7 separate regions of the Mus musculus genome follow, and all the other regions are linked to region 2. A link is a loop called in an ENCODE intact Hi-C map of the cell type or tissue named here. Cell type or tissue: left cerebral cortex. All regions are shown on one strand.

The links. Hi-C counts contacts between places; a loop is a spot of excess contacts. Peaks named below come from ENCODE experiments on the same cell type or tissue, not always from the same donor. Only the 100,000 strongest peaks of a DNase experiment are listed, where the experiment ranks them.
Region 1: it touches region 2 in a loop (7-fold over the local background); 27 of 42 quality-filtered maps call a loop at or near these places.
Region 3: a loop joins it to region 2, with 1.9 times the contacts of the local background. A loop is called at or near these places in 2 of 42 quality-filtered maps.
Region 4: a loop joins it to region 2, with 7 times the contacts of the local background. A loop is called at or near these places in 39 of 42 quality-filtered maps.
Region 5: it touches region 2 in a loop (2.1-fold over the local background); 3 of 42 quality-filtered maps call a loop at or near these places.
Region 6: a loop joins it to region 2, with 7 times the contacts of the local background. A loop is called at or near these places in 38 of 42 quality-filtered maps.
Region 7: it touches region 2 in a loop (3-fold over the local background); 3 of 42 quality-filtered maps call a loop at or near these places.

The regions. Positions count from the first base shown.
Region 1 is chr9:103,994,341-103,998,340 of GRCm38, forward strand. No RefSeq gene overlaps it. Among named protein-coding and RNA genes, the nearest start is that of Gm33054, 6.0 kb to the right of the region's middle. In left cerebral cortex, a CTCF peak has its summit at 2,379 (motif pointing left); a DNase peak (open chromatin) is centred at 2,369.
Region 2 is chr9:103,756,742-103,760,741 of GRCm38, forward strand. The region is part of intron 1 of Tmem108 (transmembrane protein 108); the gene reads right to left. Among named protein-coding and RNA genes, the nearest start is that of Tmem108, 3.1 kb to the right of the region's middle. In left cerebral cortex, a CTCF peak has its summit at 2,412 (motif pointing left); DNase peaks (open chromatin) are centred at 1,650, 2,408, 2,919, 3,394 and 1 more place; H3K4me3 peaks cover 1,557 bases; H3K27ac peaks cover 510 bases.
Region 3 is chr9:103,361,700-103,365,699 of GRCm38, forward strand. It overlaps Cdv3 (carnitine deficiency-associated gene expressed in ventricle 3), which reads right to left. Exons shown (of 5, transcript NM_175565.3): 1 at 3,355-4,000; 2 at 2,276-2,352. The coding sequence starts at 3,669. Among named protein-coding and RNA genes, the nearest start is that of Cdv3, 2.1 kb to the right of the region's middle. In left cerebral cortex, a CTCF peak has its summit at 2,495; DNase peaks (open chromatin) are centred at 2,568 and 3,151; H3K4me3 peaks cover 1,956 bases; H3K27ac peaks cover 1,190 bases.
Region 4 is chr9:103,492,351-103,496,350 of GRCm38, forward strand. All of the region lies in intron 4 of Tmem108 (transmembrane protein 108), which reads right to left. It overlaps Gm16252 (a long non-coding RNA gene), which reads left to right. Exons shown (of 7, transcript XR_003948081.1): 4 at 176-3,545. Among named protein-coding and RNA genes, the nearest start is that of Bfsp2, 14 kb to the left of the region's middle. In left cerebral cortex, a CTCF peak has its summit at 2,191; a DNase peak (open chromatin) is centred at 2,217.
Region 5 is chr9:103,843,872-103,847,871 of GRCm38, forward strand. No RefSeq gene overlaps it. Among named protein-coding and RNA genes, the nearest start is that of Tmem108, 84 kb to the left of the region's middle. In left cerebral cortex, no CTCF peak of the experiment used is centred here; DNase peaks (open chromatin) are centred at 124 and 2,391.
Region 6 is chr9:103,622,925-103,626,924 of GRCm38, forward strand. All of the region lies in intron 2 of Tmem108 (transmembrane protein 108), which reads right to left. Among named protein-coding and RNA genes, the nearest start is that of Gm32682, 52 kb to the left of the region's middle. In left cerebral cortex, a CTCF peak has its summit at 1,903 (motif pointing right); DNase peaks (open chromatin) are centred at 790 and 1,922.
Region 7 is chr9:103,831,502-103,835,501 of GRCm38, forward strand. No RefSeq gene overlaps it. Among named protein-coding and RNA genes, the nearest start is that of Tmem108, 72 kb to the left of the region's middle. In left cerebral cortex, no CTCF peak of the experiment used is centred here; a DNase peak (open chromatin) is centred at 1,907.

The DNA of each region.
Region 1 (4,000 bases), 240 kb after region 2:
AGGGAGGGACTGGAGGAGAGAAGGGAGGGGGCTGGATTCGTTATGTAAAGTGAATAAAATATAAATTATTAGGAAAAAAGAAGATAGATATGTACCACATACTCATTATCCATCCATCCATGGGTGGACATCTAGGCAGGGTCCTTTCCCCTGCAGCTGTGAATACAGCAGAAGTCAATATGGGTGTGCACTGCTTGGGTCTGCTGTCTTTGAGGATACTGTTCAAAAACACTATAATGACATCTAATACCTTGTGTGCTGGCTTTTTAATTAAGTAATTAGAAAATTAAGGTAGACATGATTTGAGGAAGATGCCTGCCATCACCTGAGGCCCCTGGCCTCTACATGAACCTACACACACATGCTCACACACTGAGAGAGAAAATGAAGGAAAAAAGATTCTTGAATTGACCATTCCAACACCTAACACACTTAAAAACAAAATCTACCAATGCCATAATAATAATTACTCCACTTTTATAACCATGAATAGATCCTATCTAAAGGACAATCCTCTTATTGTGAAGCTCTTGAAGTTGAGCTCAACCATTTTAACACACACACACACACATAACCTGTACAGGGATTTAGAGTGTACATTAGTCTGTTGTCGCATGTGAGCCAACACTTCCAGCGTCTCAAGGACTTGTTTACCCTGGGGCAGGGAGGAGTAGCTGGTTAAACCTGGCTCCTTACCTGTTTCCTGGCATGTGGGTACTGAGCGTGGTAAGAAACTGAGAGTATATTCATTTCAGTAGCAGAACAAGAGGCAGAGGCTGGGCTAGGAGAGAGAATTGCCCTGAACTGGAAGAGCGAAGGGACATTCAGCAGTGAGAAAGAGATCATTATGTCCTGCATCCTAGGACTGTGTGCGTTCCAGAAAAAAAGAGCCATATTGTTTATTGAACAAATATCTCAGATGAGCAGTATGTTTCAGATAGGACCACGGGCAAAGACATTTACGGTCCTATTCTTAACACCACCAGTGGCAGCTTCTTTAAAGCATGGCCCTCTTTACGTCCAGATATTTGCTCAGACCAATGTGACAGAGCCTGGGGCAGCCTCACTCTGATGAGGAGCAGACGTGCGGTATTTACAATGCTCTCACCCCATTTCCTCCCACTGCAATAGCTTTGGCTTTCTCTTGTACACGCTGAAGTCCTAAACTGCCCTTCTCCACCCAGTCATGCAAGGAAAAAAAAATCCAAGCACAGAAAGCTTTTGCTGGGTTTATACATTTGTTGACGATCTGCGGGGATGTGGGGAGGCAGGGAGTATTATACAGTGGTACCTCGCAGTTTGTCCTTCTCTTTTTGAGGCAGGGATGTTGTACAGTGTTACCCTGTGGCTTTAAAGTGGTTCCCGTGGCTTTTCCTTTACTGTTGTCTTCAGTCATCTCCCCAGGACATTGAGGACAGGCAAGAATTTGCGAAGATGTTCCCAAGACTCATACAGGTTTAATATATACACCTCCTCTCTTTCCTTTCCCTCTCCCCATCTGCCTTTAGACAAGGTCTCCTGTAGTTCTATACTCACCTCTAGGGTGTGAATTATAGGTGGGTGCCACTTCACCCAGTTCTGGGGGTACAGAAGATCAAGTATGCTAAGCAAGCACTCTACCAACTGAGTCCCAGCCCCAAATGAGCCCTTTCTCGGGTGTATCTATAACCGGAACTAGGCTTTATATTCATATCTTTTATATTGTGGATACTGAGAATACGATATTCTGCCAAGGTGGGCCTTATGAACGGCTCCCCAAAAGAGTCAGTTATCCTTATTTTTGACTTAATGGTTCCTTCAGTCAGAAGGAGTTTGTTGTTGTTTTGGTTTGGTTTTTGGGGGGGGGTTGTTTTCATTTCAGTTGCATGAGCTCCACTCATAACTATTTTGATTTAGTAAACTTGATGTATGTTGAAAAACCCCAAAGTTTTATCCAGTTCCATGAGTAACTCTGGTAGCCATCCAGGCTTGAGAAGTGGTCCTCTCTCCATGTCAGGAACCGGCAAGCTCACCCCACGAGCTTAACCCAGCCAGCCACTTGTGGCTGCCCATAAAGCTTCACTGGAATATCACCATGCTTCACTCTTGTGTATCTGCTAGGGCCAGTTTTGAGACATAATAGCAAAGCCAAATAAGTATGGCAGAGACCATACGGCCCTCAGGGTCATAGCTGGTTCCTTTATAAAGAAACAGGTGGAACCCTGCTTTTGCCTGTTTCATAACTAATTGCAGAGTCGTGTTATTATTTCTAATGGAAACTACGTACAACATTAGTGACTGGATCCTTTACTGTCACCTTCACATTAGAAAGATGATCTTTTCTAAAGTACAGGATTTACCAGCCAAGTTGATTTTTTTCCTAAGTTGTGCTGCCACCTGCTGGTAGAAGTGTAAAATCACAGATATATGAACATCCTCTATAGTAATCAATTAGAGTCTTATGCACTTCCTCACTTGATGGAAACAAGAAGACTAAAGTCATTAAACAGTTTTTCTAATATTTTTCTCTTCAAAGACTCAATTGTAGCATTTCCAGTCTATGGGGCACTTATTCCAAGGTGCTACAAATATTCACAATGGCATGCCCGTTTTTAATGTTCAAGTGCAACGCTATTGAAGACATAACATATCAGACTCATTCCTATCTCAAGCTGACGAAAGGAAAGAATACTCAGACATAGAAATGCTTACCAAAGGTAACTGTACACACATTGGAAATAAGAAGGCGGGCGGCAGAAATGAAACCATTGGTTTTCAACCTTGACTACCACTACCGATTAAATCTCCATGAAGCTTTTAAGAGCCAGTTCCTTGGAGGTTGTGATCTAACGGGTCTGAGATGAAGCCTGGACATCAGTTTTCTGTTTTGCCAAGTTCTCTAGGCGATTTTAATGAGCAGCAAGGCTGAGTCCTATTCCCCGGCAGTGTCCTGATAGGACCTACTCCAGCCATCGTGGCTCCCTGTTCTCATGCTGCAGATTTTGTGAGCTCTGTGATGATGTCTGAGGACCAGATCCCTACTAAGATTCAAGGTGATACAGTGGGTGCTGTCTGGGACCATGCTACTAAAGTCAGGAAGGAATTAGGTCATTCCTGCCCATGCTTTTTATGCAAACTCAGTGGTGCTGAGATTTTTAAGTAGGTGGAAGTTAATTAAACATGAAGACTTGAAGGGTCCAGTCTCACAACTCAATACATGTCCATTTCTAACAAGAACCCAAGTAATTCATTCATTATTTCTTTCTTCTTTCCTATCTTTCTTTTTCCTCTCCCCTCTGGCTCCATTTCCATCCTCTCCCCTCTCCCTCCTCTTTGTGTGTGTGTGTGTGTGTGTGTGTGTGTGAGAGAGAGAGAGAGAGAGAGAGAGAGAGAGAGAGAGAGAGAGAGAGAGAGTGTCTTACAATCTACTCAGGCAGGCCTAGAACTATTGGCAATCCTCCTGCCTCAGCCTCATCCCTCAGTGATGGAACATTTTTTTGTCCTAAACCACAACACCCAGCTGTCCCAAGTAATTTAAAACTTCAGACTCCGAGAACCAGCCAGTGTCATTTTCTCTGAGACGTTTTGAAGATCAGTATCACTATTTGTTAATTTGACATGTTACTCAAATCAAGTAGAAGCATTTTTTTTTCTTCCTTGGGAGTGAGAAAGAATTTTTCCAAAAGTTAGTGGCTGAAAGGAAGAGCAACTTCATTCCATCCCTGAGTTCGTGGTTTGCCTGGTGGCTCTGCTCACTGTGGGGTGTACTAAAGTCACTCGGTACCCAGATAATAAATGGGCTGCTCAAAACAGGCAAGATGACCTTATCACAGGTGGATTGGGAAAGGGTGGCTGGAAGTCTGGGCTGGGCTGTGGCTGCCACCTGCACATGAACTCACCAGAGTGAGACTGTTCATAGGCTTCCAGAGAGTTCCAGGACACTCTAAATGGAGCAGGCGCTCTCTCGGGGACTCACCTTAGAAACTGTCACAATGTCACTTCTGCTACAGTTTCTTGGTCA
Region 2 (4,000 bases):
GGATTCCCAAATCAGTGAGCTTCAGGCTCAGTGAGAGACTCTGTCTCAAAACCTAAGATGAAAAGAGAGAGAGGAAAACACCCAACATTCACCTCTGACCCCCACACTCATCCACATGCCCAGGCCCAGCTTTGTAGACACACAAAGACACACACACAAAGACACACACACACACACACACACACACACACAGGCCAAGATGTGAAGTTATAGAGACAAATTACCTAACACTTACTTTCTTACCCATACAGACTTGGGGAGTCCATGGACTCACTTTAAGAACCTCACATTGTATTCTAGGATTAAAAAATCCTTACAGGAAATGGTATTGCAGAAAAGAGGAAGGAAGGAAGGAAGGAAGGAAGGAAGGAAGGAAGGAGCAAAGACATACAGTAAGGAGTTCAGCATAGGGTCAGCCAGACCAAAAAAAAAAAAAAAACAAAAAACAAAAAACAAAAAACAAAAAACAAAAAACAAAACGAAAAGGCTAAAAAGAAAAGCCCATGCTACTCATACCGTGACTTTGATTCCATACCACTGAGTATCTCAGAGAAACTTCCTGGCCCAGCCCTGTGTACACAACACATGGTTAGGTTGTATCCTAACCATGGGGGAATGGAGGCAATGTGGGGGAAGGGAGGCAGTGCAGGAGAAGGAAACCGAAGCTCTCTTCCCAAGCTGAGGTCCTCATCCTCCCGAGAGCTTTTCACCATTAAGTCATTCAGTTAAAAGGTGGGAAAGTTAAATTTACCCCCCCCCTGGGGGGGTGTTCTTCTCCCTCTGACGCATAGGACTCTAATCGAAGTACCACAGTTTCCACAGAAGAAAACTTCACAGGGCGAACACACCACTGACAGGAATGTATGTTGTCTGGATGCTTCAGAAATACCTTATGGGAAATCACCCAGCCGAAGCACCTCAGACTTCCAAAGATATTTATGTGACACTCACTTGACAAACCCAGTAAACATGAAAAAAAAATAATAACAGCCAGGAAGACAGATTGATTTATGGCCACAATGAGGCAGTGTCAATGATTTGTGACGATCGCTGTCTTGTCCCAATGGGATTTTAGAATTTGTTACTGATAGAAAACATACACACAAAACATCTTATCAGTTCAGTTGAAGAGACAGGAATCGGCTCACAGGAGGCTGAGCTACAGTGCAACGGCTGTGCAAAGAGCAGGTACTGAGTGTGGATCCCAGAGGCGGCCAGCCTGTTCTATAGCTTATAGCTTGGGCAGGATCAGAGCTAAGACCTTCCCCTACACTGTGACATCTCCATTGCTGGCTAAAACACCTCCTTCCCTCCAGTTTAGTATATCCAAAACCCACATAAGAGAGCACTTTGTAACAAAGAACAAAATAGTTACTTCAAAACTGGAAGATGTATGAACAAACTCTGGCTAAAAGTTTTTTTTGTGTGTGTGTGTGTTTTTAAGTCCGAGTTTTGAGTGGTTACCATGGATTTGACTGCTATTGTTAGCTACGACAGTCTACAAACACGTGTTAGAAAATTTCAAGTTTCAAAAGAAACTGATTTAAAATGATCTGACCTACCTTCTGTGGACAATCGTGGGATGTAACGACTTAACATTATTTTCACAAGCACTCCAGCTCCCATGGCTACCCTCAGGATATGTACTGCTGACTATAGACTGGGTTTAAAATCACGTGCACCCCCCCTCATGGTGTCATCCTCGTGCGGAGACTAGGTGTGCATGCAAATAATAGAAATGAAGTCTTGGGATGAACAGCAAATCACAACCTCAACATTAGGTCTGCGTAACCCCTGCTCTTAAACCTTGTACTATGAAGCTTCTCAATGTACACCCACCCAATCTCTGCTCAGAAAACACACACACACACACAAACACACACTCACACACACATACACACACACCACAACACACATACACACACACACCACACACACACACCACACACACACACACACACCACACACACACACACACACACACACTCACACACACACACCACACACACACACACACCCACACACACCACCCCACACACACACACCACACTCACACACACACTCACTCACTTGCCACATGAGGGGGGAGGGGAGGGAGAGGGGGAGGGGAAGAGGGAGAAGGAGGAGAGGAAGAGGGGAAGGGAGAGGGAGAGGGAAAGGGAGTGGGGAGAGGGAGAGAGAGAAAGAAAAGAAATCCTCACCCCACTCTATTCCTATATTATATAAAAAGTTACATGCTTAGAACATCATCATCATCACCATCACCATCGTCGTCGTCGTCGTCAGGATTGTCACTTTTACCTGGGCGATAACAGCCTATCAAAACCCACACCAAATCCACACTGCTGCTGATAGTTCCATAGCCAGCCTCTTCAGGAATTCCCAGAGGCAAGAGTGCCATCTACTGGCAGGGAGGGTACAACTTGTTTGACGGAAACCTGTAGGTGGCAGGAGATAAGGACTGGAAAGACAGGCATCCGTATTTTTGTCTTAGTGGGGCTCTTCTTTTCCACAGTGCATCACAGGTATAACTGACACGGCCTGAGACCCATACGCTCTGCAGGAGCCTCTGTCACATGAGCATGGTCCTCTGAAGGCCAGCCAGGCTAGCCGATAACGAGAAGCTCTGCCTGGACAACATCACTCCATCAAGCAGCAGAGCCTGGCTGAATTCAGTCATCCCTGGCTCTCCTTTCCACCAACACATGAGCTTACCCAGAACCCCACCTGTGGCGGTGTAAGCCAGCTTTATCTTATAGTGCACACCCTACGGAATTCTCCCAGGCACCGGCCATCGTGAAGGCTCTTATATTTATACAACGTGACACAGATCCTCCTCAAAGGGCATGGCTGCTTAGACACGCAGGTCTGACTATAATCTCTCTCCTTAGTCCGTGACTAAGAGGACAGAAACAACAGAGAGAATTCTGTGGCCGTCTTGAAAGCAGAAGTGAGGGGCTTTTGTTGAATCAGAGGATAAAGCCCACGTCTGACAAGTCAAAGAGGTCCACTGCATACCTCACATTGAACTATGCCTGCTGATTTTTCTGTTGGTCGTTTAGACCTTAAGCAGAGTTTTTTTTTTTTTCAGCCTCTTTGAAACAGCTGAACCCGATTCTACCAGCTAAAGCACACGTCAATGCCTTCTGTGTATCTTATATGAAGATTACATGCAAAATGACATCTCTTCTCTAAAAGCAGAAAATGTGTGCTTTTCTCAAACCATGCCACCACCTCCTTCGTCCTCAACATTCCTCTCCCATCCCCAGTGCATATCAGCTTCCATATTTAAGTTGTCCCCACTAATTTGCTGTGTTTCCGTCTGTCAGATAAGAACCTTTATTGCGCTTTAGTGGGGTCAGCTGTGGTGTTCCCACTGTGCCTCACAGCAGATTCCGTTCTACGCTCATCTCAGGAAACCACCATAAGTTTACTCCGTGCTGTGCTGCTGAGAGTCCCGAGTTTGATTCCTGTAGTCTAACAAATGGAAGGGGTGCCTTCTCAAAACAACAGAACAAAAACAACAAAATGTTTGCTTTTCTTTTTTTAAACTTGCCCAATGAATTGAAATTTTCAGCAAGTAAAATGAATATTGTGTAATTCAATAAATTAAATTGAGTATTTTGCTGGCACAAGGTATGCTTGTTTTAGATGCCTAAGAAAAAAGCAACTTCACACGAGGGAAGAAGGGGCCTTACAGTAGGATCAGAATGTCCCCAGAGAGTCGGGCAGAGACTGAGTCACCTTAAGTTCTGAATGGGTGACACGGAAACTCTGGCAATTGGCTGAACCAGTTTTTACAAAGCCAGGTGCATCAGATTAGTTAACCCGCGGAAAACTCATGGGATCTTTCAAGTTTCACGTCTTTTAGACGCCTCGCATGTCATTGCTACTGTGTTTGGGGACACTCCCCAAGAACCTGCCTTTTAAGCACCATTTTAAACTCTTGGACACACCCTCCCTCTTCTAAAGGATTCTAGGGAGATTTCCTCCCCCCACA
Region 3 (4,000 bases), 400 kb before region 2:
ATCCAAAAAAGGTGAAAAAGATTCCCACCTACATGGCATTTACACCTGCATACACTGAAGCAGTTGCTTTCAGTTATTCATTCACTCTTTGAATCTATTCACTCACCAACACAGTAAATCACAACTGTTCATCTGTATATATGGTAAGAACACTTGCTGTAAAAGTAAAAAGAGCAGAGTTCAAACCCCTGGCCCCCACATGAAAGCCAGGCATGTCAACACTGCAGGGCAGAGACAAGTAGATCCTAACAGTTTATTAACAACTTCCTGACTCTAAAAAAGTTAAAATAAAGAATTTTATATCCTGTTAGAAAACCAGTTCAATTTAAATGTTCTCCATAATTTAACAAAATCAAATTTTATACTGAAAAAACTTGAAGGCCACCCCTCTACCTTCAGAAAGTGTTACTTTTACCCACTAAAATTCAAGTCAATATGTCCAGAAATTACCACTCAAGGGCATAATTTAACTTCAGAGCAGGGACCACATCCAGATAAAAGAAAGGAACCTGTAAACTCCCTCTCCAGATTTATAGATCAGACTTGGAGATACAAAACAAGAACATTTTCTACTTTTTCTTTTAAGTTTTGAGATAGGGTCTCACTAAATTGCTCAGAGTAACCTTAAACTCACTCTAACCCAAGCGCACCTGATTTTTCTTATTCTCCCCACCTCAGCTTCTCAACAGCTGACAGTTAAGGCTTTCACCACCAAGTATTTTCTAAAATTACTCATAAGCTTATATACTGCTCTTGTAGAGGATACAAATTCAGTCCCTAGAACACAGCTCCCAACTACCTGTAACTCCAGTTTCAAGGGAACTGATGCGCTCTCTTCTGGCCTCGACAGGCACCTGCATGCACATACATGTACATATACATCCCAGACATACATATGTAATTAAATCTTTAAAAAAGGAAAAACAAAGCAAAACAAAACACTAAAGCCACACCAAAAAGGGAGATAACTTCTAAGTTCCCTACTATAAAAAACAATGTTTAATTTGGTAAATTCACAAGTGAGAACACCTAGGGATATGAATGCCTGGGTGGTACAGACACTAACCATACATTAAAATATACTACCTGGCTTTTCAATAAGTTACCTCAGATCATATATAATCTAGATTTTAAAAGATTAATTTAGAGTTAAGAAAGTTATTTCCTCAACAACTGTCCCATATGGTCACTGGAATTCTCTACAAATTGCAAGCTTCAAACCAAAGACAATTTCCAATCATTTTGCTTGTGTAAGATGAGTAAAGGATTTTAAGGCAATAGAGCCCTACTCACTTTTGAACTTCAAAAACCTTACCTTAAATACTTACCCTTTCTACTTAAAAAAAAAATCTTTCCAAACATGTTACTTTTAAAACCAGATCTAAAATGAACTACCACAGATTGAACGTGACAATGTAGGTTCTCTTAAATCAACCAATCCAACTGTGAAAATGACTGTTTTCCTGAACTTTGAAAACCAGTCACCTCAGAGCCCGAAATGGCAGGTAGCACAGGCCTGCAATTCCAGCAGCTCAAGTTCAGTCCGGAATACACAGCTAAGAACTGTGCAAACGAGGGCTAGGGTAAGCTACTTTTGGGGATAGGTTCAGAAGAGCCTCTATTAACGTTCAATTTTTTGACTGGGGTAGTGGGTATTCAAGGTGGCTTCATGGTCAATGCAAATTCGTGTATGTTGGAAGTATCCTACACTGCAATTACCAGAGAGAACTAGAAAACAATTTTACTAAGTAAGTAAAAGAAAAAACTAAGTTCCTGCACAGCTTGGTGGTACATTTGGGTGGACACTTTAGAATTAAGAGTTCAAGGTGACATGTCGCTCAGCGGTCTTCCACAGATCAGGGTCCAGCTCACAGAACCCACACTAACAGCTGTAATTCCAATTCCAGAAGACAGTACAGACATGTATTACACAGGCAACTCGCTTCAAATATTTTTTTTTGGAAAAAAAAAAAAAAAACAAGCCCCTTCTTCTCCTGAGTCACACAGTAAGTTCTCAGGGCAGCGAGTGAACTACAGGAGCCCTACTAGGGGTAGGGAAGACCACCTAAATTCAAACACGAAGTGTTAAAAATTTTTAAATGACAAAAATCCATTTTAGTCAAGCCAAAAATCCACATAGCTGCAAATAGGGAAACCACAGGATTTTAGAGTTGGCAACTAATTTAATGACACAGAGGGCATTTAAAAAAAAAAAAAAGTAAACGCGTGCACTACTTAACAAGGTTACCTAATCCCACGTGTAATCACATCCTACCTTATTTGCATTGCCTGAACTCTTAATCCGCTGTAATCAACCTCTCTTTGCTCAAATTCTTTCCACTCATTTTCATCCTATGGAAGAAACAACACCTGATTAGTTTTTGGTAAGCCCACTTCAGACTAAAAGGCATCAAGGGCCAACGGGATTCCCCAAACTGGTAAAGGTACCCGCGAAACATCGAATTAATTAATTAGAGATCTTGGTAAACAGATTCCAGACTCGGAAAAATTCCATCAGTGGTCGCCAGGATTCTTGAGTCGGTCTAAGAATCGGCGGCAGTCAACACCGAGAACCAGAGAGTCTAACTCTCCAGGCCCACGTGGTGGGAAGAGAGAATTTACCCCGGCCTCTAACCTCTCCGCACACGTACACAGGAGTGCGCGCACACAAATAAGCAAATAAATGTGATCTTTAAAAAAAACAAAAAACAACAACAACAACAACAACAAAAAAAAAACAAAATTGCAGACAGTGACACAGACCTTTAATCCCAGTACTCCAGAGACAGAGGCCGGAGGCTCTTTGTGAACTGGAGGCCAACCAGAGCTACACCGTGAGACCTTGTCTCAAAAATTGGGGCTAGTGGCCGGACGGTAAAGTTTAGCCCGTTCCTGCAAGATCCGGAGACGTGCCTAATTCCCAAACGCCCTCTCTGCCGCCGCTTTTACTTAAACCCAAGCCCAGGGCGAGCTGAGCGGCGGAGAGAAGGCGACAGAAATTCCACAACTCAATTCCCAGCCCTGCGTGGCCGTGGTTGGGAGAGTAAGCCACGCTGGCCCGGGCGGCACAGAGGAGCCTCGGAACACCTTAAGAACATGAAATCCGGCCCCAGCGGGGCTCAAGCGGGACCACGAGGACTCGGGCACACGTCACCCGGGGACCGGCCCAACCCCCGTGGCCCAGAGGGCGCGGCGCGCAGAGGGCCGCGGACGGGGGCGGCCAGACGAGCCCCGGGGGCCGAGGACCGCGAGCCCGCCCGCCCGCCGGGCCGACGTGCGAAGCCCGAGTCACGTGGCCTCCCGGGCCGGCGGGGGCGGGCACATGCGGCCGGCCGCCGGCCTCCCGACCCTCACCTTCGTTATGGCCTTGCCGGCGGGGCCCGCGCTCCCGCCGTCTCCGGACCTCGAGCTCCCGCCGTCTCCGGACCTAGCACCAGAGCCCGAGCTCCCGCCGTCGCCCGACCTGGAGCCGGAGCCCAAGCTCCCGCCGTCGCCCGACCTGGCACCGGAGCCCAGGCTCCCGCCATCGCCCGGCCTGGAGCCCGCCGCCGCGCTGCTCCCGCCCGCGCCGCTCGCCGCGTTGGCCGCGCGACTGCTCCGTTCCTTCTTCTTCTTCTTGTCCCTCTTGGCGAAGAAGTTGTCCAGGCTCCGCTCCTCGGTCTCGGCCATGGCCGCGGTCCGGATGGGTGGGGCCGGCGGAGGGCGCGGCGCTCGCGGCTCCGAGCTCTGGGTCAAGGCCGGCTGTGCGCTCAGGCTGCAGGGTGCGGCGTCGCCTCAGCCCCGCGGGGTCGCCGAGGCGCGGGCGGCAGGGCGGCCGGCTCCCCCCGTGCTCTGGTGGTACGTTCCTCGCTGGGAACCGCGAGCGTGGAGCAGGGTCGCGCCCGCCCCGCTGCCTGAGGGACAAGGAAGGCGCGCACCGGCGAGCGCTCGGCTAACGACGGCGCGTGCGGGAGGAAGACGCGCGGGCCTGAGGAGGGGGAGAGGGGACGGGGAGGGGAGG
Region 4 (4,000 bases), 260 kb before region 2:
GAGGAATGAGTGGGGGGCTCCCTCTGTCCATAGTTCTAGAACAGCCCTGAGAGTTAAGCAAGCTCTCGTGGGTTTCCCAGTAACGAATCTTCTGTGACTTATCAGATGAGAGATAGATAGATAGAAGGATCACTGGTATGAAGCCGGAACCCTGCGTACTCTGTTCACTCGACAGGACTCCGTGGGCTCTGAGAAGTGATCAAAGCCCCACAGGTTCCCCCAGAAGATCCAACCTTTCCAAATACCTGCTGCATTGCCAACTGCCGGGCCAGAATCCACACGGGATGAGTGGCAGCCACCCCTCCTCTCTGCTGTCTCTTGAGCCCCTTCCCTGCGGCAAACCCTGATTGAAGACCCTCCATGCACTGGCTCTGATTTTCAAAGGTCTAGGGGGCAAGCATTGCAAGTGTGTGGAGATACGCTGCCGAAACCCTGCTGCCCCTTCAGATTTACCACCATCCCTGACACCTGCCCCAGGACGGACTACCGCAGGGCCGACAGAGCATGCACAGTCTCTTGGGATCCCTCTACAGCTCAAGGCTTCCACCAACCCAGCAGAAACACGCAGACGTTGTTCCACCTCCTTTATCTCCCATCTCCTTCTGTGTCTCAGGGCCTGCATGGCTGCGTAGGGCTTGCCTCGCTCACTCCAGCTCTCCCTGGGTGGTATTTTATAGTACAGCTGCCTGGCATGCCTGATTCCATCTTGGCATCTGCCCTTTGAAGGACCTGAACTCACACAGCAGACGTCTCTCTCATCCCAGAGAAGAGGAAGCGGAGGACCGCTGGCGAAGTTCACAGTCAAGGGCGGCCAGGGCTGGGTTGTGGGCAGGCGTGTTTGATTCCACAAGCTGGTTTTAGCACTTCAGGGCACTCCATAAAGGATTAAACTGACAGAAGACAGGGACTGGGTAGTTTTCAGCTCTTATGTCCTGGTTATAAGGCCACAACTAAGAGGGTTTAGTGCCCAGCTCCTCACCTTAGCATGTGGGGGTTAGAAGTCTAGCAGGGGGATACTACCTTACAGTCCAGAGATAGCTATAGTTTAGCTTGAGTGGGTCATGGCCAGAGTGACAATTTAAGGAGAGTCCTGCCTTCTCCCCACCACCTCCTCCCATTGGTCCATAATTCCAAAGAGACTACCCACCTAACTACACTTCCTTTTGCGACAATCTTTTTCTGCTTCATAGTAAGAACCAGTCTAACCCAGGTTTTCTTTCTTTTTTTTTTCCTGAATAATCACATCATTTATTTCTTTTTCTTTTTTTAAAATTACGTATTTTCCTCATTTACATTTCCAATGCTATCCCAAAAGTCCCCCATACCCTCCCACCCACCCACCCCCACTTTTTGGCCCTGGCGTTCCCCTGTACTGGGGCATATAAAGTTTGCAAGTCCAATGGGCCTCTCTTTCCAGTGATGGCCGACTAGGCCATCTTTTGATACATATGCAGCTAGAGTCAAGAGCTCCGGGGTACTGGTTAGTTCATAATGTTGTTCCACCTATAGGGTTGCAGATCCCTTTAGCTCCTTGGATACTTTCTCTAGCTCCTCCATTGGGGGCCCTGTGATCCATCCAATAGCTGACTGTGAGCATCCACTTCTGTGTTTGCTAGGCCCCGGCATAGTCTCACAAGAGACAGCTATATCTGGGTCCTTTCAGCAAAATCTTGCTAGTGTATGCAATTAACCCAGGTTTTCTTATGTGGTAATTAAAAAGCCATGTAAGTCCTACACACACACACACACATACACACACTCTGCATATACAGGCACATGTTTATGCTTGTATTCATGGTTAACATTCACTGGACAATGAGCAGAGCTAAGAATTATGGGTCCTAAAACACCCCTTGGAATATTGAATTAATGGTCCAGAGCCTGGAGAAAACCTTGCTCTGGGGCGAGTATCAAGGCCAGGGAGTGGCTCTCCTCTGTCCTATCAGGCTGAACTTGCACTGGTGATGCAGCACATCTGTCTCTGCTCTGGTTTCCTTATCTAACCCTCCCTAAAGCTCCATCTTCTCCCAGATGAGGCTGGGAGAAAACACCCCACAGTGTGAGACAGGCCAAGGGAGCTCAGCAGAGCCTCCACATGGTTCTGTGAAAACCCAGAGCACACACTGGTGAGTAATGACCACTGGCAGGCCCGAGGCTTAAGAGGAGGCAGCAGGACCTGTGCATCCTGATGGTGGCAGCAGAGACCAGCGCAGCAGCCACATGGCTCCTGGCCCTCGCTCCTAGTGGCCTGGAGCCAGTCAATTTTAGTTCTCTTCTGAAGCAGAGTTGGCAGCAAGTATCTGGCAGGGCTCAGGAGACTAACCACTCCTCAGCCCTTGTACACTGATGCCCTTCCAGCTATTGGGAGGGTTTGTGACGTGGAAGGCAGGTGAGCTGCTGACCCTCCATTGCTGTGCAGGCTTTGAGTTCAATATACTCCTCTCTCCCTCATTAGAACCAGGGGAATCATGAGCTGGAGAAAGCATAGCACGGGGCAAGCCTCTGCTGCTCTCTGAAACCTGGCTTCTCTCCCAGCCCCTTCGCCAGCGGTGATAAATTCTACACCTGCACTTTGGTACCAGTCTGTCTGCCTGGCAGAGGATGGAGAGTCTGCTGTAAGGTCTGCAGAGGTGCTCTGGGGTACACAGACAGCAGGGAAGGTTGAAACATGAGCCTTCGGACCTGGGAGAGCCCAGCTGGTCTGGTCATTAGATGGAGCAGGACTATGGAAACAGTCCAAACAACACCTAGGGTCCCGAGACCAGACTGATCTAAATACTGATTTAAGTATTTCCTGTATATTTAAGTATAATGGCCAAGGATGACCCATAGGGGCTATGTCTGTGACCAAGGACACAGATTTGATGTGGGGGTAGTCAGGACCCAGGTAGAAACATAAAGGAAGTGGACTCTGTTGTCCCCTTGGGCTATAAAAGGCCAGTGTGGACACAATTAGATCTTTAGAGAGAGTGTACTACCCCTGCCCCCCAGCACCTGAAGGCTCCTCTTACAGCTTCGACTTGTCCTTGGGGAGTAGTTCTAGGCTGTGTCTGCCCTGCCTTGACTGACGTCAGTTTTCTAACTCAACGGTGCGGGTGATGACCAGAGTCTCCTGACACCTCGGTACTGTGTGTCTATTTATGTGTTTATTTTCTTTAGCAAGTGTAGGAACAGAATGATAAGACAATCCTGGGATCCCAACTATAATCGAGGGCGTCCCAACTATAATCGAGGGCGACACGCATGGGAGATTAGAAAGCAGCTACTTCTCACGTGTGACTGTTAATAATTTGCTTACTAATACGTGCTAAGTTTTTTCAATCTCCTTCCTATTTCAGAAGCAGGGATCACAGCCTATGGTCCACTATGCACAGCTGAGATGGATGTACCTAGGAGAGGCACAGCCCCAGGGGGTTTGTCTCTGGATTGCTCCTTGATGTTGCGGTTCTTTCTGAATCTAGCAAGGTGTGAGTGGGTGTGGGGAGACCCTCTCTACCTATAGAGTCTGCTGTCATTGCTTCTTGAGAGACAGCCCACTCTACTGAGTAAGTTTCCTGCACATAAATATGAAGATGAACTTTTGTAAAATATCATTTAAATGGATTAATGATTTCATAGAATTCCTGATTTGATTTAAATAGTTTTAGGAAGTTACGGTAGTTGATAGAATGTTTAAGGAGATGGTTTAAGGTTAAGTTATGGCAGAGAGATATAATAAAGTTAGAATTAAGAATAGAACCTGCCTTCTCCTTGTAGAGTAGTGAGGGCTGCATAAGTTAGACAAGGAACACAGCAAGCTTTCCTGTGTCACAAGCATGTAGTGGTACTTGGAAGAGAAAAATAGGCTTGGGACAAGCTAATGATCAAAGAAAACATTCATTCTAGCCTGGCTCTGAGCTCCTGGATCTTGTGATCTAGGGATGCGGCCATAGGTTTTGTTTGCACCATGAAAAGACAGGGTTATGAGAAAGAGTAAATAAGTCTATTATGAGCATAAGAA
Region 5 (4,000 bases), 87 kb after region 2:
TTCATCTTCAAATTCTGCCAATAACACAGACTACAGAATACACAAAGACTCCTATTCAGGCAGTGCAACAGAAACCTGGAGGCACATTAAAAACGACTCAGATATTTCCTCAATGATCGCTTGCTTGACGCCACCCAAAACGGGTCTTAGAAGAATCTTCCTGACGACTTCACTTCCTGGGAACTTTGCCATGTCTTCTGCTCTCGGCTCAGAGGAATTGGGCCAAGTTTGAAGAATATGTGCGTGAGAGACTGGGGGGGGGGGGAGTCATTTTTAGGTTGTTAGTAAGTTGTCTTTCCCCATTGCCAGCATATGAACTTGAAAGCTAGCTCTGCGTCCATCTGGTTTCACTCCTGGAGTCATCAGGATAGGTAGCCTCCGTTGCGTTCTATGAAGATTCTTCTCCTGTGAACTACAGGAGAATAATGGCCCACTATATATGCTAAGTAGGTTTCTCGCAAGCAATGAACGAATGGTTTTGCAGGTTTTAGTGATTTTCAGGGACCCCATTCATCATGGGTATGGCTGGGTCTTCTTTCAAATGCACAGTACCATAGAGTCTGCCTACCACCAATCACTTGGCTCTGAAAATCAGGCTCCAACTTTGACCTTTGGTTTCTCTTTGGCACCTTTGGTTGGTGTTTGGAAGACAAAAACTAAGGACAAAAATCATTCAAGAATTCCATGAACTGAGCTATCCCTGGTAAAATCATGTCCTGTGAAATTGTTTAAGGCAGCATTTGGGAGCAAGGACTCTGGAACCAGACTATCTGGTATCTAAGTCCTGTCTTTACCATTTAGCAATGTGAGGCACAGTAAGTTATTTAGCATCCTTCCAGTTTAATTTCCCCATCAGTAAAATTGGACTAATAACAGGGCTTCCGAGATTGCTCGGTTAAATGAATTAATGTCTATAATAAACCTCAAAGCATACTGAACACATTCATTCATTCTCTCTCTCTCTCTCTCTCTCTCTCTCTCTCTCTCTCTCTCTCTCTCTCTGTCTCTCTCTCTCTCTCTCTGTGGTTTTTCGAGACAGGGTTTCTCTGTATATCTCTGGCTGTCCTGGAACTCACTTTGTAGACCAGACTGGCCTCAAATTCAGAAATCCACCTGCCTCTGCCTCCCAAGTACTGGGATCAAAGGCATCGCCACCACCGCCCAGCTATACTGAACACATTCTCATGTGACACATAGGAAGGATTACATCAAGTGAGGTGTCATTCTACCTTCTTACGACCTCCTCTTCCATCACTTGCGATATCCCATTGATGTTCTTTCCAAAGGCCTCTCAGACAACATGTGCCCTTCATTTGTCTCCCAGCCATGAGCTTTGGTCTGGAAGTTTGTCATTTCTTGCCTGATGCCTGTAACTTCCTTCTCGGTGATGTTCCCAAACCTCTTGTTCCCATTAACCAACTACCCCAGGCATCATTAGGCAATCTAATGGCATGATTTCCATTCTTCTAATGACTTCCCATCAAGGAGAGGTGAGAGCCAAACCCATGGCTTATGATGCTCCTGTTATGTTCTCCCAGGCTTATCGCCAGCAAGGTACCTCCTGTTACCGTGTGCTATTGCCTAGCTACCTCTTAACATGATATTTCCTATCAGCACTCAGGGTCCTGTTTACTTTCTTCAAGCTCCATCATCCCTTCTGTGGTGAAACATCCCCTGACTCCTCCTGGGAAATTTACTCACTTCTTCTTCTCTCTCTAAGCTATGGTTGCTTCAGAGTCCTGCAATGAAGCCGCTTATCCCATTGCGCTGTCATCTCTCATTCTATGAGCTGCTTTGAAGTCAAGCTATAACCTTCTCACCAGATTCACTTATTTGGTCACAGTAGGTGATGTTTCTGGGCCCTCAGTGTTGATGCTGGTGCCTAATTCAGAGCAGATATCTGCGAAGTGATTATTAAGTAAATAAATTAATAAGGGCATTGTTATGTGCGGTCTAAACCTACCACTTTTATCGTGTCCTAGGGGAAAAAGCACAGCAGCAGGTATAAGGGGCATGCCACTGAGCCAGAAGGCTCGACGTCAATCATTGGAACCCACAGTTAGGAGAAATGTGACTCGTACAAGATGTCCTCTGACTTCACATGTACGTGGTGGCACCACCTACCCCACCCTCCCACTCCCCTACTCCCATATGCTCCCAAAAATCATTGTTAATTGGAAGCAATGCCCTTCAAATGGAGTGTGGAACCCAGCTGGCTCAGGACCAGCATTTGGAGACCCAACACTCATCACAGGAGTCCTTCACACTAACCTAGGACCAGGACTTAGAACCCACAGGCTGATGACTTGGTCTGACCCAGAGTCATATTTCCCAAGGGGCTGCCATTTCTCTGCGCATCTACATCAGTAACTTGCCTCGTCTAGGTTGATGAACAGCCAGGCTTGTGCCTGTATCACCACAGCGAATGAACAGTTGCCATAGTAATTCTTTTTCTAGGGATGTATTTGCACAGGACTTGGAATTCGAGTTGAAAATAGAATCAGTCACTTATAAATAAAGAGTAATCACTATGGCCTCTTCTAGTCTAGCTGAATCAAGGAGGGCTTTCCTGGTGAGCAGACTGTAATTAGCAGATGAGATGGCGACTATAAATCCACTCTAGGTCTAAGGAAGTTATCAGATACCTGGTGGGGCCACGGGCCTTCAGAGGTGACTTGACTTTATGCCCTGGGAGGTTGAATATGTTTACCTTTTTTTTTTCCAGTTCATACAACTGGCAGCTCAATTTGACATCCTTCCTGGAAAGCCCAAGAAGCCTGCAGAGAACTGGACTTCAAACAAACTAGTAAAGTTCCAGGGTGGTCCTGGGGAACATCTTGCTTCCAGAATTGCCCCTCAGTGGATGTGGTGTCCTTTGGAGAAAGACAGCTCCCCAATGAGAGAAATGGACAGGCATCTTCAGATGTCTTTTCTGGGGACATTGAATCCCATTCCTGTGGGGAGGAACCATCCTGACCCAATCACCCCTTGAAGACTCAATCTCTTTGCACTGTAGCATGGCCCATTACAGTTCATCATACTTACTATGGAGAACATGCATTCAAACCACAGCACACAGAAACTGCACGCGTGCCTCCTGCATGGTCGGCTGCCATGGTTGATGCCAACAAATGCAGAGCTTGAGTACAGAGTTTGGAGCTGAACAGATCAGAGGCCAAACTGTCCCTGCACTATTTATTACTGGGTTCGCATCTCTAAATTTCTTAACAATAGCTTTCTCACACTTAAAGATATTTCAATGTCTTTAAAAAAGGAGGGGGGGGCAGGAGAGATGGCTCAGCGGTTAAGAGCACTGGTTGCTCCTCTAGAGATCCTGTGTTCAATTCTCAGCAACCACATAGTGGCTCACAACTTCTTATAACGGGATCCAAGGCCTTCTTTTGGTGTGCAGGTGTATGTGAAGATGGAGCACTCATGCGCATAAAATATCTAAATAAATCTTTAAAAAAAGTTTCAATGTTACAACCCAGAAGCTTCTCTGAATTAAAGTAGGTAATGTGTCCAGTCATAACTGGTAACTATGAAGCATTACTCAATGACAGACTAATAATTTCCCCAGGTAATACTGGTTTTTATAGAATTATTAAGACAAATATATAACACCATTTGAAACGGAATATATTGAAATAATATATTTGAACATAGCTCTATGCTTTCGGACCTAATATAGCATGTCACTCACAGAGGTGATTTTTAAAACAACCACACAATCTTTATAACATTATGTCTTAATACCTGAACCAAAGCACAAAATAGCTTTGCTTTTGTCTTATTATTTTTAGATACATCTTAGAAACACACACACACACGCATTCACACATACATACATACATACACACACACATTTACACATACACACACACATTCACACACACACACATTCACACATACATACACACACACACACACACACACATTCACACATACATACACACACACACACACACACACACACACACACACACACACACACACACCT
Region 6 (4,000 bases), 130 kb before region 2:
GTGCTCTGATGCCTGGGTTAGAAACAAATCATTCAGGGGTTATTTAGACTAATGGTTTCCCAAGCTAGCTGTCCATCAAGACTGATGTCAGTCAGTCAGCCAGTCTCTCTGTGTCTGTCTCTCTGTGTGTCTGTCTCTGTCGCTCTGCATGTGTGTGTGTATGTGCATGTTTGTGTATGTTGGAGAGATTCAACCTTGGGTTGTGGTTCCTCCGGATCAGCCATCCTTGTTTCTGGAGACAGGTTACCTCACTGGACTGGAGCGTGCCAAGAGTAGAGCAGGCTGGCTGGCCAGCAGGTCCCTGGGTCCCTCTACCACCCTAGTGCTAAGATTACAAGCACATTCCATCATACCCAGCTATTTCATGTGGGTTCCAGGGATCTAACGCAGGTCCTCGTTACTTGAACAGCCAGCACTTTAGTGAGTTACCTCCCCAGTCCCAGAATCTATTTTAAAAATAGACTCCTCGTCCTCCAGGAACTCTAACACCCGGGTTCTGGGGTAGGACAACTGGAAATGACTCTCAGGATTAAGATTCGGGCTTAACAGTGAGAACTGAACCTAGGACAGAGGAAAAGAGGCTCCCCCAAATACCAAAGGGACCTCCCCAGGGACGACTGTGCCCCTGGGAAAAAGAGTGGGATTCCTGCCTCGGCTTCACACACTACTCAGGCACGGCTAGGCCAGAGCCACTCTTCCTCTCTCCTGCAAGTGGCAGTTTTATGAGAGGAGGCGGGACAATAAATGAAAAGCACATTTGCAAGTCACATTCACCACACAGAGGGAGTGACTCAGTGTTTCTTAAATATTTAGATCCGCCATCTCTCCCACAGTCCCAGTCTGAAGCAGCACATGCGCAGTGTTGAGGCACTTTCTCGTCCTCCTCTGACTCCGATTAACCCCTCTCTCAGTGTTCCCTCGCCATGCTTCACCAGGTGCTTGGAATGAGGACGACTCAAAGGGAGGCTCAGGGAAGGAAGGGTGTGTGGGGATCTGCAAAGACTAGAGCCGGACAAGGAACAGAAGCTACTGGCATCAGTTGCTGTAAAGGTGGGGTAGTCGTTCTTTCCATGACCTGCACCACGAGGGATCTTAGTTGAGTTTAGCTGGGGTTACAGCAAGGGCTACCCCTCGGAGTGCAGGGAAGACCCTTTCCTCGTCATGGACTATAGCCACCTGCAAGGAGAGAGGCTGGTGGAAGGTGACGGTGTGTATGGAAGGTGGCAGAGGTCGGTCTCATAAAACTGGCGCCTTGTGATATAACAGTGCTGCACTGGACCAAGTGAAATGGCGCCTTGACTCCCAGAGGACTGACAGTTTATCAGGGGGAGAGAGTATCTTATCAAAAGTCACTCGATAGCTAGACACTCAAGCTGTAGCCAGAGCACTCCAGAGGTGGAGACGGGAGGGTTAGGATGAGTCTTAGAGGTGGGGGAGCATAAGCTAAGGCTTTGGGCATTCAAACGGATTTCTGACAGGTGTATATGGAAGGATGTAAAAACCCAGAGGTAGGACAACGACGGTGACAAGGACGAAGATGCTGCTGCTGAGGCAGGTGTGTGATGTGTAAGTTTTGCACGTTCTATCACTGGCAGAAAAAAAAATTCCCACTACAGTACAATTTAGGACATAGTACATCTTCCTCTCCAGCTTCTGAGACAGAACTGCCCTTATCTGCTGGGGAAGGGTGGGATACAGGCTCAAGAGGTAAAGGCACATACAGAAGTAGCCAGTAGTTTAAAGATGGCTGCTGAGCCTCAAAATTCAATCTCCCCAAACCAATGCATCAAAAGAAATGCTTGCAAACCAGGAGATAGCTGGTGAGCCATTCACTATCCAATAGATTCTAAGAGCCTAACTCAACCACAGGACTCAGCATTGTCTCCATCCATGAAGAAACAGCATTAGATGTCAGCCACTAGGTGGTGCCAAATCCTAGTTCAGACCTGCATGGATATGGATACCTCTCTGCTGGTTCCTTCCCCAGACTGCTAATAGGTAGACCAGTTCTCTCTCCTTAAGCTACTACCATTTCAATAATGTAATGATATGGCTTATACCCGTGGCTTTTAAGATACAGTCCTTATACCACTGACATAAGGAAACTTACTAGAAATGCATATTATCAGGTTCTACTTAGAGCCAGAATCAGAAAATTCAGAGTGGGCTCCCAGCAATCAGCTTCAAGCCCTTCAAGATGTATAATAAACTGAAGTAGAGAACCCCCTGCTTTATTCACAATTGTCTCTGCCTTAGGATTATGGTACGGTAAGAGTTTTAATATATAATTGTGACCTTGGACAAGTCATTTACATCTCCACTTTGGAACAGATAGACCAGCTTCCAATGCTCACTCCAGCTGCAGCCTACTGTAATCCAGCAGTTCTCTAGTGGGCTAGTGCAGGCATTCAAGGATCTTGCTGGAAGCATCTAGCAAAGGGAATCTGTTTTCCAGTGGATGATTTAGAAATGTCACCTGTCTCCACGGTTCAACTTCCCGGGCTAGTGATGTTACTGCTCTTTGAGAAATTCCCAAGTATAAGGTAGAACTTAACAACACAGGGTTTGTGGCAGGTCAACCAACATGTGGTCGTCAGGCTGGACTACAAATGCATCTTTATCCACTGAACCATCTCCCAGCATCGAATTTACATTCGAAACACAGGCTGCTGGAACTGATCCAAATAGGTAAATCTGAGAACAACTACTTACAAAGAAACCTTCCTTTCAGAACCTGAAAGATTAACAGGGACAGTCAACATGGAGAGATAAGTCAAACATATTACCCATCTCTGCTGTGCAAGTCAGTGTCTAACATGGGATCGATAAGCTGGACAAAACAAACAATGGCCACAACTAATTACACCCAAGTCAGACTGGGCATGTGCCAGGAAGTTAGAAAACAAGTCATCTATTTGCCACAGCTGTCTGTCCTTAATCCACGGATACACACTGACATCTAGACACAGGCTTTTAAATCAAAATGTACATGGTAGGCAGTTTTTGTCTCTCCCTCCAACTGGGGGATATCTAATGCTCAGAATACTGGAACATAGTGGGTGTTTGGTGCCTGTTTGAATACATGCATGGGTGACTTGCTGTAAGACTGATGCAGGGGGCTGTCCAGTAAAAATTTCTGAGGTCATAGAAATATTACAGAAGTTGTATTGACCAAGACAGTAGCTACAAGTCACAGGCAGCTACTGACCACTTAAACCAGAAGCTAGTTTAACCAAGGATACAAGCTCCAAATTTTAAGTAGTTTCACTTTAAACACACTCTGATTCCTTACCACAATGAATCTAGTTGCACGGCTCCAGAAATGAGTTTGAAATTAAAGAAGAGATTTTATCTTTTATTTGGGGACCAGGTGGCATTGAATCCATAGACAGCATGGCTGGTGGGAGGAAGAGTCAGGTGACTGATGGGCATTTGGCCAGGGACAATAACCATTTTATTAGCCAAGAGCAAAGAAGAGCTCAGAACTTCCCTGGGCTGCACATGCGCCTCCCTTGCCTGAGCATACACTCAGGCTGTGACGGTCATCTAATCATTTTCATTTATTCAAGCATTTTCCAATCTGTTTCTGTATTTCTTTTGGAGGGGGCATCATACCAAAAACGGATCCTATGGGGTAGGTAACGCCCTGAGGTTCCTTGCTTGCTATGAAAGGCAAGAAGTCTTAAAGACAAGAAGGCTATACTGCAAAATGAGAGGATGAAATGGGAGCCGAAAGAAAGAAAGAAAGAAGTACATGTTTGTTTCTCCTCAAACAAGAGGATGCTGCTTGTCATGAAGGCTAAATATTATGCACTGCTTGGACATCTACAGGGCCTAAGTGCAGCTCCTTTCCTGTCTCTGCACCATGGGTAAGGCCTGATGGTCAAGCAGCTTGCTTACTAACAGGAACAGGCACACAGTTCCTCTATTACCAGTGGGGATATTTCCTCAGGCATCATGGGAGCCAGGGGCATCCTAGCCTCTTAGCATCTGGGAGCAC
Region 7 (4,000 bases), 75 kb after region 2:
GTGTGTGTGCGTGTGTGTGTGTGTGTGTGTGTGTGTGTGTGTGTGTGTGCCATGCACATGTCTGGTGCCCACGGAGCCTAGAAGATCATTTCATATTCCTCTATAATTGAGTTCCAGATGGTTGTAAGCCACCATGTGGGTGCTGGGAACAGAATATAGGAGTATATGGTAGCCAACTTAAACTCTCAACTAGACTAGGGCATGAGTTGCCAGAACATTCTAAGTGTGTCCCATGGGGGTGAGCTTAGGTGAGTTCTTCATCTGAACCAACAAACTAAGTAGAACAGATTGTCCACACAATCTGGGTGGGCCTCCTTCAAGGCTCTTCGGCGTAACTGAATTTATTCGAAAATAACAGAAAATTGTATATGGGGGTTTGCAATCTGAGACGAGCTCACCATAGACCATATTCCTCCAAGCTGAGTCTTTTTAATACCAAGAAACTCATATAAACTGCTTTGAAAATCAAAGGTCGAAGGGGTTGATACAGGAGTTGGTGCAAGCTTACTGCTAGAAGGGCCCTGACTAAGCACTCCATGCAGTTTATTTTGATGGACAGTTGTGAGCAGGTTTTTTGTGATGAGTCCTTAAGTCTTATTTAAGTCTTTTGTAAGTGAAATCTTTGTCGTGGTATATGCTGAGTCTACTCTCTTATAGACTGACAGAGGCAGATGGCAACAAAAGTTGGAAAGGGAGACTTAGAATTCACTCTCAACTTGAACGCTTTCAAGCTGAGACACTGGCCTTCTGAATTTGGACCAACACTTACGCCATTGGTTGCTGTGGTCCTTAGACCTTCAGACTTGAAGCTGACTATGGCTTGAGAGACTGCGCGACTTCTCAGCCCCCACAGTCACATGAGATGATTACTTATGCTACGTTTCATGTGTGTGTCAGCTTGGCCTCGTTTCTCTGAAGGACCCAGAATATACAGCTCATTCTTCTTGTGTTTATTATGCAAGTGATAGAACTCAGTCTCATGACGGTGAAGGGCCAGGTTCAAGTTCACAGAGAAAGCAGCTGATCTTGGATTTACTGGATCTCTGTGGCGTGTGAGATTATGCTCTTAATTGTGAGTTTGATGTACAGTTCTAACTGTCACCAGCTTTGCTCTGGTCTCCTGTGAGGGCAGTGGGTGGGCAATTGTAGCTTGGTAGGAACAGCAAACAACAAAGTCTTTAAATGGTCTTAGGCTCAACATTATATAAGAATATAAGCTAGGTCTGATTTTTTTATTGGTTATTTCATTTACATTTCAAATGTTGTCCTCCTTCCTGGTCTCTGCTCTGCAAACCCTCCATCCCATCCCCCACTCTGCCTCTAAGAGGGTGCCCCCACCCCACCACCACCCACCCATTCCCACCTCACTGCACTAGCATTCTCCTAAACTGGGGCATGGAGCCTCCATAGGACCAAGGGCTTCCCCTCCCATTGATGCCAGATAAGGCAGTCCTCTGCTACTTATGTAGCTGGAGCCATGGAGCCATCCATGTATACTCTTTTGTTGGTGGTTTAGTCCCTGGGAGCTCTGGAGCGCCCAGTTGGTTGATATTGCTGTTCTTCGATAGGTCTGATTTTTAAAAAGCAAACTAACTAATACTGATGTGGATTAAGCATTTTGTTATAGGAATTTGGACTCAAGCCATTGTGCTGTCTTGTGGGGACTGTATGGAAGGTTTGATGCCCCTGTCTCTGAAGTGGCTGCAGATTAGTGGGGCTGATGATGGGGAAGAAGAGCTAGATGTGAAGCAAGAACAAGAAGAGAAATCTAGACTCTACATTCTTCCCTTACTGCTTCCAGCTTTGATGACATATGATGATGCCAAAAAAAAAATTCTTGTTCCTTCAGCTGCGCTGCAGCACATACTCTGGGCTTGGGCAATGGAGGCAGTGAAAGATGAGATCTGGTGAGTAGGAAAAGTGCGGCGGTGGCTGTGGCCTCTGGCCAGCAAGGTGAGGCCAGCAAGTTCATGTTGATGTGCTTGGGCTGAGGTAAGGTCCAGTGACCTCTGCTCACCTTGCTCTCTCATTTCTGCTCTCCACCTCTCAAGCAAAGTTCTCCTTGGCTAACCCTCCTCCAGAGCCACCCAGGAAAGGGAGCATAAAGGATACAATTCTGTATTAGTTAAAAGCAACTCGAGGAGAACACAGGTGGGGTTGGATAGCCATAGTCCTCTGCGTAGCACACAGCCACACTGCCAAATTGCCTATCTGCTCAGAATGCCTCCATCTCTTGTCTTCTGCTAAGAGACAGTGCATCCAACTGACCACGTGAATGAAATAGGTGGCCCCTGGCTACATTAATGACTTTTATGTTATTGTAGAGCACTGTGCCTAAGGTCAACTTAAGGAAGAGACTTTGTGGCTCATGGTTTCAGAGGAATAAGAGACCACCACACCAGGGAGACATATCAGCAAGCAGCATGACATGGCACTGGGAGAAGGGAGCTAAGAGCTTGATCACATCACCAACAGCAACCATAATGTGTGTGTGTGTGTGTGTGTGTGTGTGTGTGTGTGTGTGTGTGTACACATATGGAGAGAGAGAGAGAGAGAGAGAGAGAGAGAGAGAGAGAGAGAGAGAGAGAGAAGTTGGGTGAAGCTGTATAATCTCAAAGCCCACTCCTAATAATGTAATTCCTTAAGCCAGACTGTTAGTCCTAAACCTCTCTAAACAGTATCACCATTTAGGAACCAAATCTTTGATTATCTGAGGAATGGGGCACAGCTCTCAATCAAACCACTACACCTATCTTGATAGACCTTAACCTGGTCTTGATAGTTTTAAGACTCAAGGTATTAAATCTGTAACCATGTGTCACTGTTCGAAGCAGGTTTGACATGAACTAAGACATCTAAATTACATAGGAATTTTAAAGACAATGGTGACTGCTGATTCTGCCCACATATTTGGAGAATTAACTGTCTAAATCTCCACAAAAGCCACTGAAAACCACCTGCAAACTGTACTCCACTGTTTGCTCAAAGTTTGCTTATATTCCACATAAAAACTTTCTACGTGAAAGTTGCAAGAAAGTGTACATACAGAAACGTTCCCTCTGGTTTCAACCAGGAGCTCTTACACAATATTGAAAAACTATAAGCAATAAAGTGATGCACATATGTTTTTATTTCTTCAAAGGTTCATGTGGCAAATATAGACTATGAGGCAATCATTAGACTGGTTGTCTGTAAGTCTGGTCATTTGTAAAAAAAAAAAAAAAAAAAAAAAAGTTCCTGGTGGAGACTGAAGCAGGTAGATGGATTTCAGAAACACTCTAGAAAATTAATTATTAAGTTTGGTGATGAATTAGGGATGAGGTGGGGGAATAAAACCTTTCTAAGAATGATTTGATGGTCCCTGGCTCATATGAAGAGATGGATAGAAACTGGCTGCTTTATGGGAAAGATCACAGGGCAGTCATAGATACTCAAGATGTTAAACTAAATGGGTTTCAGAGCTCCAAATAGAGATGTCAGTTAAGGAGCTGAATATTTTAGTCCTAGACCTTAGAAGGAAATTTTGTGTTAGATATAAGTTTAGAGGTTAAGCATGTGTAAGTGGCAATCAAAGCAATAAAAGAAAAGACATTCTAATTTTTTTTTTACCTTTTATTCATTTCTTTTATTTGGATATTTTCTTTATTTACATTTCAAATGTTATCTCCTTTCCTGGTTTCCCCTCCAGAAACCCCCTATCCTATCCTCCCTCCCCCTGCTTCTTTGAGGATGCTCACCCACCCACCCACCCACTGCCACCTCTCTGCCCTGGCATTCCCCTACACTGGGGCATACAGCCTTCCCAGGGCCCAAGGCCTATCCTCCCATTGATGTCCAACAAGGCCATCCTCTGCTACATATGCAGCTGGAGTCATGGGTCCCTCTTGACAAATACAGAGGCAGATGCTCTTAGCCAACCATTGGACTGAGCATGGGGTCCCCAATGGAGGAATTAGAGAAAGAACTGAAGGAGCAGAAGGGGTTTGCAACGCATAGGAAG